Regions from separate parts of the Mus musculus genome. Here region 2 is linked to region 1. Evidence: chromatin loops called from intact Hi-C (ENCODE). Cell type or tissue: gastrocnemius. All regions are shown on one strand. Links, peaks and the distances in the headings refer to the core of each region. The heading gives the core; the rest is flanking DNA.

The links. Hi-C counts contacts between places; a loop is a spot of excess contacts. Peaks named below come from ENCODE experiments on the same cell type or tissue, not always from the same donor. Only the 100,000 strongest peaks of a DNase experiment are listed, where the experiment ranks them.
Region 2: a loop joins it to region 1, with 4 times the contacts of the local background. A loop is called at or near these places in 23 of 42 quality-filtered maps.

What each region holds. Positions count from the first base shown.
Region 1 is chr14:32,583,960-32,589,341 of GRCm38, reverse strand. No RefSeq gene overlaps it. Among named protein-coding and RNA genes, the nearest start is that of Prrxl1, 13 kb to the left of the region's middle. In gastrocnemius, for the core only: a CTCF peak has its summit at 2,139 (motif pointing right); DNase peaks (open chromatin) are centred at 2,140 and 3,483.
Region 2 is chr14:32,523,600-32,528,981 of GRCm38, reverse strand. Ercc6 (excision repair cross-complementing rodent repair deficiency, complementation group 6) reads right to left here. Exons shown (of 21, transcript NM_001081221.2): 5 at 2,104-2,833. Among named protein-coding and RNA genes, the nearest start is that of Ercc6, 13 kb to the right of the region's middle. In gastrocnemius, for the core only: a CTCF peak has its summit at 2,448 (motif pointing left); DNase peaks (open chromatin) are centred at 2,480 and 2,783; H3K27ac peaks cover 215 bases.

The DNA of each region.
Region 1 (5,382 bases), core at 170-5,169:
TATGTCCATGTGTGATGTCCAGAAGCCAATGTCAGGTGTATTCCTGTGTCGGTCTCCACGTAATTCTTTGGAAGTAGGTTGGCCTCTAGTCTCAGAGAATGGAAACACAAAGCCTGTGGCTGCCGTGCCTCCCTGCAGTCCTGCCCCGTGCCCTCCCCTCTCTCCCTGGGCTAAGTTGAGACTTTAATACGCCCATGTAATGAAGACAGACCTTCAACCAATCTTCTCTTTCCTGCACTTGCTGCTAATAGTTCCTGGGGACTTTGGGATAGTCACAAAGTGATGCCTTGGGCGGCCTAAAGGACACTGAGTTCACAAACAAAGGGACACCCTGCGCAGTTCAGTCCACCCCATAAGCCATCTCAGGTGCTCCTTCCCCACCCACAGCCTGCAGTGGGAAGATGACTCTGGCACCTCATGGTCAAGGTCCCCACGGCTGCTTCCCAGCTCCGGGCTCATCTTAACTTTCTGAGAATGACTTGTGTGAAAGTGAGAAGTGACTCCCATCCAGGAAGAGGAAGTACTCTAGGAAATGGGAAATGATCTCCCATAGTGGCAGGGGCTAGTTAGTACCTCCTGTTCCCAAAGAGGGCAAAGGCACACGACGCAGATAGCCCTTCCACATGAAGTAAAGCCTCTCCTCTCCTCATTTCCCGCCATTCTCTCTCCTCCCGCCCTCCCCTCCCACTTTCTGTCAGCTCTCTTCCAGCATTTCTTACTCCCCAGTCACTTAACGCGACCGCCACCTGGTAGTGCCTGTGCTACACCCAGCTGTATCTGAGTGATTCATGTCCTCTTCTCTCAGCCATCGCCTCGCCGGGAGCACCTGCCTCGGTCCTCCGGGAGCACCTACCTTGGTCCTCCCGCCTTTGTTCTTTGAGTAGGGAGATTGCTGAGAAGGGGACAGGGGCACTGGAGAGTCGGTGGAAGGAAGGGAAGCTACCTCTTCTGTTCAGCAGAGAAGATGCCCTGTGGTTTGGCTGGAGTCGGGACTGGCTCTGTCTTATACTGCACTAGGGTCACATCTACAACATGGAACAACTGCACAGTACACCAAGCTCTATCACTCGCTACCCCTGTGCAGGAACTCACCCCACACACAGTGCCGATCGCTCTCTGCTGTCTGAAAATGTTTGTGTAGGTAGGATATATATCCACCTGCATGTAACAGAGGCCATAATAGTGGCTGTGGCTGAAGCAGCCGTTTTTGACCCTCTGAAGTACATGTCAAGGTCACCTCTGCTCTGCCCGTGAGAATGTCAGATCCATGCTGTCTAAGAGTTCACCCCAGTGTACATTCTAACTCCTAGCGAGATGGGGAAGAGGCTCCAAAGGGCAGAACCATCCTTAAAGAACACACTTTCCAGGCCCTGGAGTCATCATCTCTGTTTTCATCCCGTCAGCCACACCGATGACCACACACCGTATTGGTAGAGAATCTTGGAAACTATGCCCTGGCTTGCATGTGCCCAAATACAGATAGGCAGACAGATTAACAGAGGCCAGGGGTCCAGATGGAAGCTGCCGAACCCCACCTCCAACCTCACCCCACCCCCGACAACCAAAAGCTGACTGGGGAGGACCAGTCAATCAGCAGTGCAAAGCCAAAGACCTCTCAGGGGAGGTTGAAGGCTCCGGAGACAAGCATGGGGTCAAAGACATTCCCAAGGTCGAATGTCAAAGGAGATTGGAGCCTGCCTAGGCCACTTCTCCATCAGAGTCAAACAGCACAGAGTACACAGTGGGCCTCTGAGCCCTCCCTGACTTCCCTAGGTCCAAGGGGCTGTTACCAGCAGATGGGGCTCTCTGCCTACCGTCCTAAAGAAGGCTCCCTCAGGCGGCCAGAGTTCTTGGGTAACTAGGCAGTTCTGTAAACTTCACAAAATGTTAATTCAGAACACAGCTATTGCCAAAAAGAGTGGGGGCGGGGGCAGTAATCTAGGCAGCCCTATCAGGAAAGCACAAGAGCTAAGGCAGACAGCGATTTCTGCATCCCCGTCATTTTCCCCACCCCATGTGACCAGAGGAGACCTAGAGAAAGGCGCGAATCAACCAAGAGAAACACTGCAGTCAGAAGTGAAGGAGTCACCCAGCCCAGAATCAACACCCATCTGTTTCATCCGATACCACCAGCTGCCACTAGATGGCACCAAACTGCAAACAGGAGCAATGTCTTTTTCTTAGTGCAGCAGCCACATCAGAACAAGGCAGGAGTTGTGTTTATGGAGGTATTCCTGCCTCCTGTGTGGGCCCTGGCACAGAGTAAAGGTCAGAAAACCTGCTAATGTCTGATGATTGGAGGGAGGGTGGGTGGATGAGTGAGTGGATGGATGGATGGATGGATGGATGGATGGATGGACGGAAGGACAGACAACTGGGCAGGTGTATAGAGTTGATTCCTCTCCCTAAAAGACCTAGACACTACTTCTTCTTTTCTGTCTATGTGTCTTGGCACATATGTGTGTCTTGTCCCCTCACTTCACAAGGGTTCCGGGGTCTGAAAGAGTATCACACTTGCACAAGTTAATGAAATCAAGTCTTCTCTCCTTGTTCGAGGGGGGAAGGAGCGGAGAGCACGGAACACGACCTCACACTGTGTCTCCTGGGGCAATCGGAGTAAAGACCTTCCCTGTTCCCATTCCCACCCAGCCGAACAGCCCTACTGTGGCCTTCCCACCCTGCCACTATTCTATCCAAAGATTACCCATGACCGGCCTTCAAAACTCTGGCATTGACCCTGCCTGAGCTCCAAATGATCTCCTGGACCCTTGCCTTCCGCCCTGCCATGGCTGTTTTCCTGATTTGATTTCCTCCTTGGGGATTCTTTCACACATGTCGTGGGTTCAAACTGAGGGTTCTTCTCTTTAGTGGCGTGCCAGCTGCAACACACTCTTTTTTTGTAAAAATGGTTAGCATGCTTATGGTACAGGCAGTTCTTAAATTGCAAGCATGTGACACAATGTTTAACCTACAGTCATCAGGCTGTTCATAACGCCCCAGAACTTACCGATTCTGTATGCAGAAATCTTGTGTGCCACTGAGCTAGCAAGCCTCATTTCTCCCAACCCCTAGATGTTGCCAAAACCTACAGTGCCATCTGCATTTGAGTGTGGCTTTTTGAAATATCAGGAGAACCCAGCATGCCTTCGCAGTACACAGGCACATTCCTGGTGACCCCGCCAACCTTGAGTCCTGTCTTCAACCTCATTTCCTTACAATGCCTAGAATAAACAGACCAAATATAGTTGTAGTTTCATTTTCTGTGCTCAATGAGCTATAATGAAAATAGACAAAAAGATGCTCACAGACACCTCCAGGGCCACGGCCAATGGGGAGGGACCAGGCAGGGTCCCTGGTGATTCAAGCCTCAAGATTCAGGTTTCATTAACTGTAATTCTGGCTGGCTCTGCCCAGAAATCACATCATTTATTCATTCTTTTGCCTTTGGCGCTGAGCCTGCCACCCTGGCCGGATGGCTGCCCTTCTGGAGAGTCACCGGGAGCCCAGGGACAATGGAAGTTTCCCAAGGGCCAGGTGCCCGGAGCTGTTGGCCATATTCACAGGGGCTGTAGACCACTTTGACAGTAAAATCAGAAAGTTACCTGTGTAGTCTATCATATACTGCCCCTCCCTCTTTGGCTTCTTTTGCAGAACATCACCCTATTTTTTGGTTGGGTATTCATTACTCTGTTGTATGTAAAGGACTTGAACATCTGTGGATTTCTGACATTTGCGGACATCCAGAAACCCAACAGGTCCTAAGGGATCAATGCATACAAATAAACCACACAGGCTGGCCCTGCAATCACCCAGCATGTCGGCTTGCCTTCGCTCACAGCCTCTTTTGAGACTTTACCCACTGTTAGCAGCCTGTTGTTTAATGAGGGGCACATTGGAGGTGGGAACCCCTTTTGGCATCTGCCATGTAGTGAGATTTGGGGAGGGGGCTGTACCAGCTGCATAAAAAGTGGATAGACCCTGGAGAAGTGTAGGGCACAGGTGACACTGGACTCTGAAATGTCACTCACTGCTGATCCTAGAGATCCCAAGTTCCAGAAGAAGAGTCAACCTCCCTGTGTGGATTTTCTGGCTCATGAAAACTTGGAGGAGGCTTAGCCAACCAGGGGACCTACCTGACTCCTAATAACAGTCAAGGGGCTATTACACATGTTTCTAGCTATTGAATCTATAAGCTGTCATCACATCCTGGCAGATATGCCCAAGTATCTGCCAGGGCACCTCTGCAGTGGGCGATAGGAGCCTATGTAGGAGCTAATAAGGCTGTCCTCTTTGTGTGGTTGGGTGTTTACTATGGAATAAAAATACCTCTCTCAGGGTACACTGGTGGCTGGGAGCCTAGGAACCTGCAGGCCTCACAGACGGTAGGTGAGGCAGGTAAGCCACAGAATAATGGAGGGACAGTGCTGGTCCTAGTGACGTAAGAGAAAAGTGCCCTCTAGGAGCGGTTGGACCTCCATTAAATTTTCTTTTAAAGTTGTGCATGCAGAAGAGGAGTATGAGAAAGCGGGAAAGCCTAGTGTTGGTGGCTGCACAGGCAGACAGAACTGGCAGGTTTTGTTTAGTGAAATAAGCCGGGTACCGAAAATCAAGAGCTGATGTGCTCATCCACCCGCGAATGTCACACGTCTGATGTCACCGAGGCAGAGAGCAGAATAGTAGCAGTTACCTGAGGCTGGAGGGGTGAGAGGGATAGGCGGAGGCTGGTAACCGGCACCAGAATATAGCTGTGTAAGAGAAACACGGTTCAGTGCGCGGTGGGTAACACTGTGATGTGACATCAGCTCATAATTCATGAGGAAGTTTACAAAACAGGTAGAAAGGACGAGCTCACAGCTTCCCAAGTAAAGGGGAACCATTAAATACTCTAAATTGATCTGCATACGCTATGTACCAAGTAGCCACAACTGCACCCCATAGCTATGATAATTATCACATGTTAATTAAATAAATCAGGTAGAAAGAGGCAAATGAAAAGCCTTTCAAGGCAGCCAGTTCTTTAGGCAAACTGAACAGCGAGTCATGGCTCCTGGCTTTAGCAGACCCAAGCCTGTGCACATTTGTGATGGAAACAAGACCCTAATGTATTTATGCATCAGTGGTGCAGAAGACCTTCCTGTGCTGCCCAATATGCCATTCTCCAAAATGGAAGCCCAGGGGTCAGCATTGCTGGACACAATTATTGTAGCATTAAGGAGCCGTGTCTCACTGTGTGACCTGTGCCTCGGTTTCCCCATCTTTGTACAATAGCAACTGTGCTGGTTAGTCTTAGTCAATTCGGTACAGACTAGAGGTACCTGGGAAGAAGAACCTTACAAGAGGGCTTGCCTCCATGAGACCAGCTAGTGAACATGTAGTGAGTAA
Region 2 (5,382 bases), core at 101-5,100, 60 kb after region 1:
CTTGCCAGGACACAGATAATTCAAAGCACGGGGCATATTATCAGTGCCAGAAAGTCTATTTAGCTTGGAGATGTCTGGAGCATGAGCATCATGTTAAAAAAGCCAGTCCTAGAGGATACCTGTGTCCCTCCAGCAAGAGCAAGAGCCCACAAACATCAGCTTCTAAGCATAGCTCCTGCTCAAGACTACTCAGAGATTTGACCTATAGCGGATCCCAGGTCCCGCCTGAGGATCGGATAAGAGATGCACAGGAAGGGAACATCCAAGACTGAGCTGAGAGCTTGAGCCTAATCAGAATGGGGAGGGTTTCAACTATGGCTGTCCAGTTCTAGAGCAGGTAAGCCAGAACCTTAGACAATTAAAAACAATATTTCCTACACTGGAAACTTTGGGTTTATTCTGATGATTCAAGTCATCCTGTGGTCAGCAACCCTGAAGTTCTTGTTCAGTCCAAGAACTCCTACTACAACGCCATCTGTCTACAAACAACAGCATACATAACAGAATTCCATGAATGACAAATTTCAAACATTAATGTTTCTCAATCCTTAGCATTTTATTTTCTTTTAACATCCCCCCATCGAAAGAGCACCAAAGGAGATGTAATATAAACATTTCAATGTGTATATCTGCCGCTTAACAGCCTTAATAACTAGCTATAAAATTTTAAGAGCTATCATATTTTGGTGGCAATTAAGAATTATTGGTATTTCTGAAATTCATTTGAGATTTTACTGTAACTTTAGCAAAAAATGGATTATGGTATGGCTTTGGAAATAATAAATTGTTTTACAATCTTAACATTATTAAAAAAACTTATTGCCATGAAATTAAACTGTACCCATATTTAAAATTCAATCAAAATAAATTGGTATGTTTAAAATACATTTAATATTGACTCAGTTTAATGAGAAGACTATATATTGCTCCATTTATAATCAATATGCTATGATTAACTTTTTTATTAATTTCCTACAGTAAAGACTGACAGTATTCACTGTTTAAGAGTATTGAGCAGTATTCCTCAAACAGTATAGTTATAGGTGTGCACACTGACCTTTGCCGTGATGGTAAATGAGCAGCATAGGCCCCTCCCTCTCTATGCACTACCACAGGAGCTACTACAATGGCAGTGGCACTAGGCCTTGAGTTACCTTTAAGAAACTCTGAATAAGTTATGCAATGTACTTGGAGCTTGGACTAGGGTTACAGCAGCTCTGAACTAAACAAAATCAATAGGCAAGCTTTCCCAGGAAGGCACATGGAACTCTTCTAGAAACACTATCAACTAGCTTTCCCCTCACCGAGAAATAAAAGCACTGTTGAGGACTAGCCAAAGCCATCCCAATAGTAATATTTCTCTGGTGCCCTGGTTCTTTTTCTCCTCTGACCTCTGTAGAAACCCTGTGCCTGTGGTATGTGGAGTGCTCTCCTATCTCAGAGAACCCACCCGGCGATGCTGACTGTAACCCCACAGACGCTCATCTCCCCCTCAGCTCATACCAAGTGCTGACAAAGTCCTAATGGTAAAAGCCAACCCAGCCTCAGCACTAGCAGATGGCGGGCGGCAAGGAGATGTGTGCTGTGCGCACAGTGTACCCTCGGCATTACAGCAGCCTGTAATTCTGTAGACAACTATTTTCTCAAAGTCAAGGGAGGAGGTATTTGGCAAAGAACATCTTCTCTCATATGCTAAAACACGCGTTTCAGCTTTTTTCTAAAGGAAATTTCTCTAAAGTGAATATCCTACCTCACAAGGAAAAAACCCAATGTGGAAGACACTTCCCTTCCTGACGCTTGCTGCAGGGCGACAACTCTGAGTACCAGACACGCAGCTAGTGTCAGCCCTCTCAGCTCTGGCCCAGCCTTCCCCTAGCTCCTCAGTCCAGACTTGCCTCTCAATTAGAATAAAGACTGAAACCTTTGGGGCCAGCTCCACTAAGGACTCCATGTCCAGGTTCTTGTGGGCTAAGGCAGCAAGTCCAGCGTCTCACAGCTAGGGGACCTAGGGATCTAAAATGCTAAGATCTTTAGGGTGGCCTCCCGTAAGCAGCAGAGCCCCCACCTCTCACCCCCCACCCCCTACCCCCCGTACACACTAACCTTAACCGCTGCTTATAATAATCCTCATCTCCATCGTCTTGGCGCCTGGCTACCTTTCGGCCTCCTCCTCTTCCTTCCATAGCTTCATCTTCCTCCTCAGAACTTGGAAAGAAGTCATCGTCGATCTCCTGAACTGGGACTTTCTTCTGGTATTTCTGCCTCTTCCGAAGAGGCTTCAGCTCATAGCTAACGTCATCAGAAGACAGGCTGGCTACCCCTTCCTCCTCCTCTTGTTCTTCCTCCTCCTCCCCATCGGTGGGAGAGGACCCAGACTCCTCACCCTCAGTGTCTCCCTCGGCCTCTGGCCTCACCTCAGGCTCCAAAGGTTTCTTCCCGCTCGGCAATCCCACTTTGCCCTGGAACTGCAGCGCCCTCCTCTGGAGTTTCCTGCTGTGCTTCTTCAGGCGCTTGTCTGTCTGAGAGAGCACTTGGCTTCTCTGGTCTGCCTTGGTTTCAATTGCTGCTCGGCTTGACTCGGATATGACTATAGCTTTTTTAGCTGTTCTTTTAGTAGCAGCTTGTTTCTTCCTTTCAAACGAAAGTTGTGCTTGCTCTGCCAAATATTTTTCAAAGCCTGATGCTTCATTCAGCATTATTTTTCTGGGCTTTTTCTCCTGTTTCTGAGGGGCTGGGGTACCAAACGGTGTCATCTGGCCAGTGCGGATAAGCTCCTCCCAGGCGGTCTCCTGGGCAGGCATGAGCATACTGCCAAGACATGATGGCCCTGGCTCTGAAAGGGAAGCAACAATGAAGACTCGAGTAAAACTCTCAAAGAGCACAAGGGAAAGCAATCACTCTCTCACAGGTGGTAAGAATTTCCAGGAACTCATGAAACAAATCAGTAGTGACTGAAGCAGAGCAAAGTTTACAACCCATGTGTACTATATTCTCAGTAACTTTTCCCCAATATGTGACACTGTATAATGTGGTATACAAACACTGTGCAGCTACTTTTAAAGGATGAAATTCTACACCTGCAACTGCACCGAACTAAAGATTATGTGAAGAGAAACAAGCCAGGCTTAGAAAGACAAGTGCTGTGTGCTCTCCCTCACAGGTGGGATTTAGACAAGCTGATCTTCACAATGCTGAGAGTAGGATGGGACTACTGAGAGCTGAGAAGAACATCAGGGAGGAAAGAGAAGGCTGATCCGTGGTACCAAGTCACAGTTAACAGAAGGGGACGTCTGTGGTACCATTCCAAAGAAGGAGGAGTATACATAGTAGTGACAGATTGTGTTGTTTCAATAGCTGGAATAAGGTTTTATGTTTTACACCACTAAAGAAACGATAAATGTTTGAGAAGATGGATATGTTTAACCCAATTTACACACTACAGAATATATATGCGTTGAAATATCACATGATACCCCATAAGTACACAAAATGTTTACCTACTATATATTCATTTGTTCTTTTGTCTAACTTTGAATGTGAATAAAAATGTATCACATTATAGCCATACTTTCTGTACAAAGGCAGGCTTATCTACACATTATTGGTTATAAACAGACAATCTATGTTTGATCATCAGTTAAGAAGTAAGCCATGACAAGTGATCCCCCACATCCTATGTCATTACTTTGCCAGACATTCAGATGGACCTTAGTTCATCTAAGGAGTCAGCATGCCTATCTAAAAAGACAGAAAGTACTGCACTTCCTGCATGGTCACAACCCGTCACTAGTATCTGACTGCTTAACCTTTTGGCATTGCTACAAGACACTGTCATCTAATGGGGCTGCATTCATAGCTATCCGGGGATACATGTGCCCCTCAGGTCACAGCTGGACATGCCTGGTTCACTTCAGAATGGGAAAACTAAATTCCTCAGCTGGAACGCAATGCCAGCACAAGGAACAACAAAGACAGCGAGTGAGTTCTTCTCAATGCGGACAGGTCCATCGGAGAGCTGGGAAGAGGGTTTGCTCTAAAAACACAAGGACCTACCAAAGTTTAAATTCTCAGTTCCTGGAAAGCCAGGAATGACCACAGTGCTGTAACCCCAACATTAGAGAAGAGGCAAGCAGATCCCCCAGGCTCACTGGCTAGCCAGCCTAGCCGACAACAAGCCCAAGGTTCAGTGAGAAACCCTGTTCTCAAGAAATGAGGCACAGAATGGCAGAGGAAAATTCCTCATATCCTCTTCTGGTCTCTGCATGCACACATGCGATGCATTCATACATGCATACACATGCATACACACACACACACACACACTGGATGATACCATGCTAGGGGTGTGATGTGAATAACTTGAAAAGCTATACTAAATATGAAGATATGTCAAATATAGTCATCCAGAAATACCTCTCCCCCTAACTGAAGCTGACCTCCAGCAAAATACTTTATCATGTAATCAGAAACAAAAGACCTACCAGGCCAATGTCACCAGTCAGTTTTCCACTAACCTTGCATTGAAATAAAATATACATCAGAGTATATAAATCATAAGCCCCAATGACTAGTCAGAAAAAAAGCTTCAAGAATCTATAGTTCTACTTCAGCATCCAGATCAAGTAATAGAAATCAAGAACTAGTGTTCTCAGCACACCCTCTCTGCCACCTTCTCAGCCTCCAGCCTCCCCTGAGACACTGACAGGCCTGACTCTAAGAATGACTCATGCCTGGCTCTGTGTTCCTGTCTGCCTGCTATGCCTGGTATTCAGCATGAAATCCATACTGATTTAATGTTCAAATGGATTGAAATTCATTAACTGACTGTTACTAATATCCTGTGGTTATACCGTTTTCTCTTTCTACTATTAACATAGTTTGGGTGGTTTCTAGGCTTGGGCTACTATGAATACTCTGGTATATATCATTTGGTAATAACAGATATCTGATTCTTTAGTATGCTAAGGTTTAGCAGACACTGCTGAAAAGATTTGAGAAGTGGCACTAGCTTAAGTTTCAGTAGTGTTTAAGAATTCAAACTAGCCCACATTCTTGCCATTCCATGACTTCAATGATTTCCAGTGAAAACAGAAGGCCTTTCAAATCCGTGCCTTATGGACAACTGCTGTTGTGTCCAAAATTTTGTTCTTAGTCTATGTCTTAACCTTTCTTCTAGTTTTTTACTGCATCATAAATTCAAGTCCTTTGCATGTTCTACTACTATCTTCTCCCACCTTCTCTGCAACCTCCCTTCTCCAGTTCTGAACACTCTCCTGACAGGCAGAAGCTCCTGGCTGTTTCTCAAATCCATTTAGCTGTTAAATTGCTCTCTTCCTGTGCACACTTTACACTTGTGGTCTTGCTTCAGTCCTTGCCTCGCCT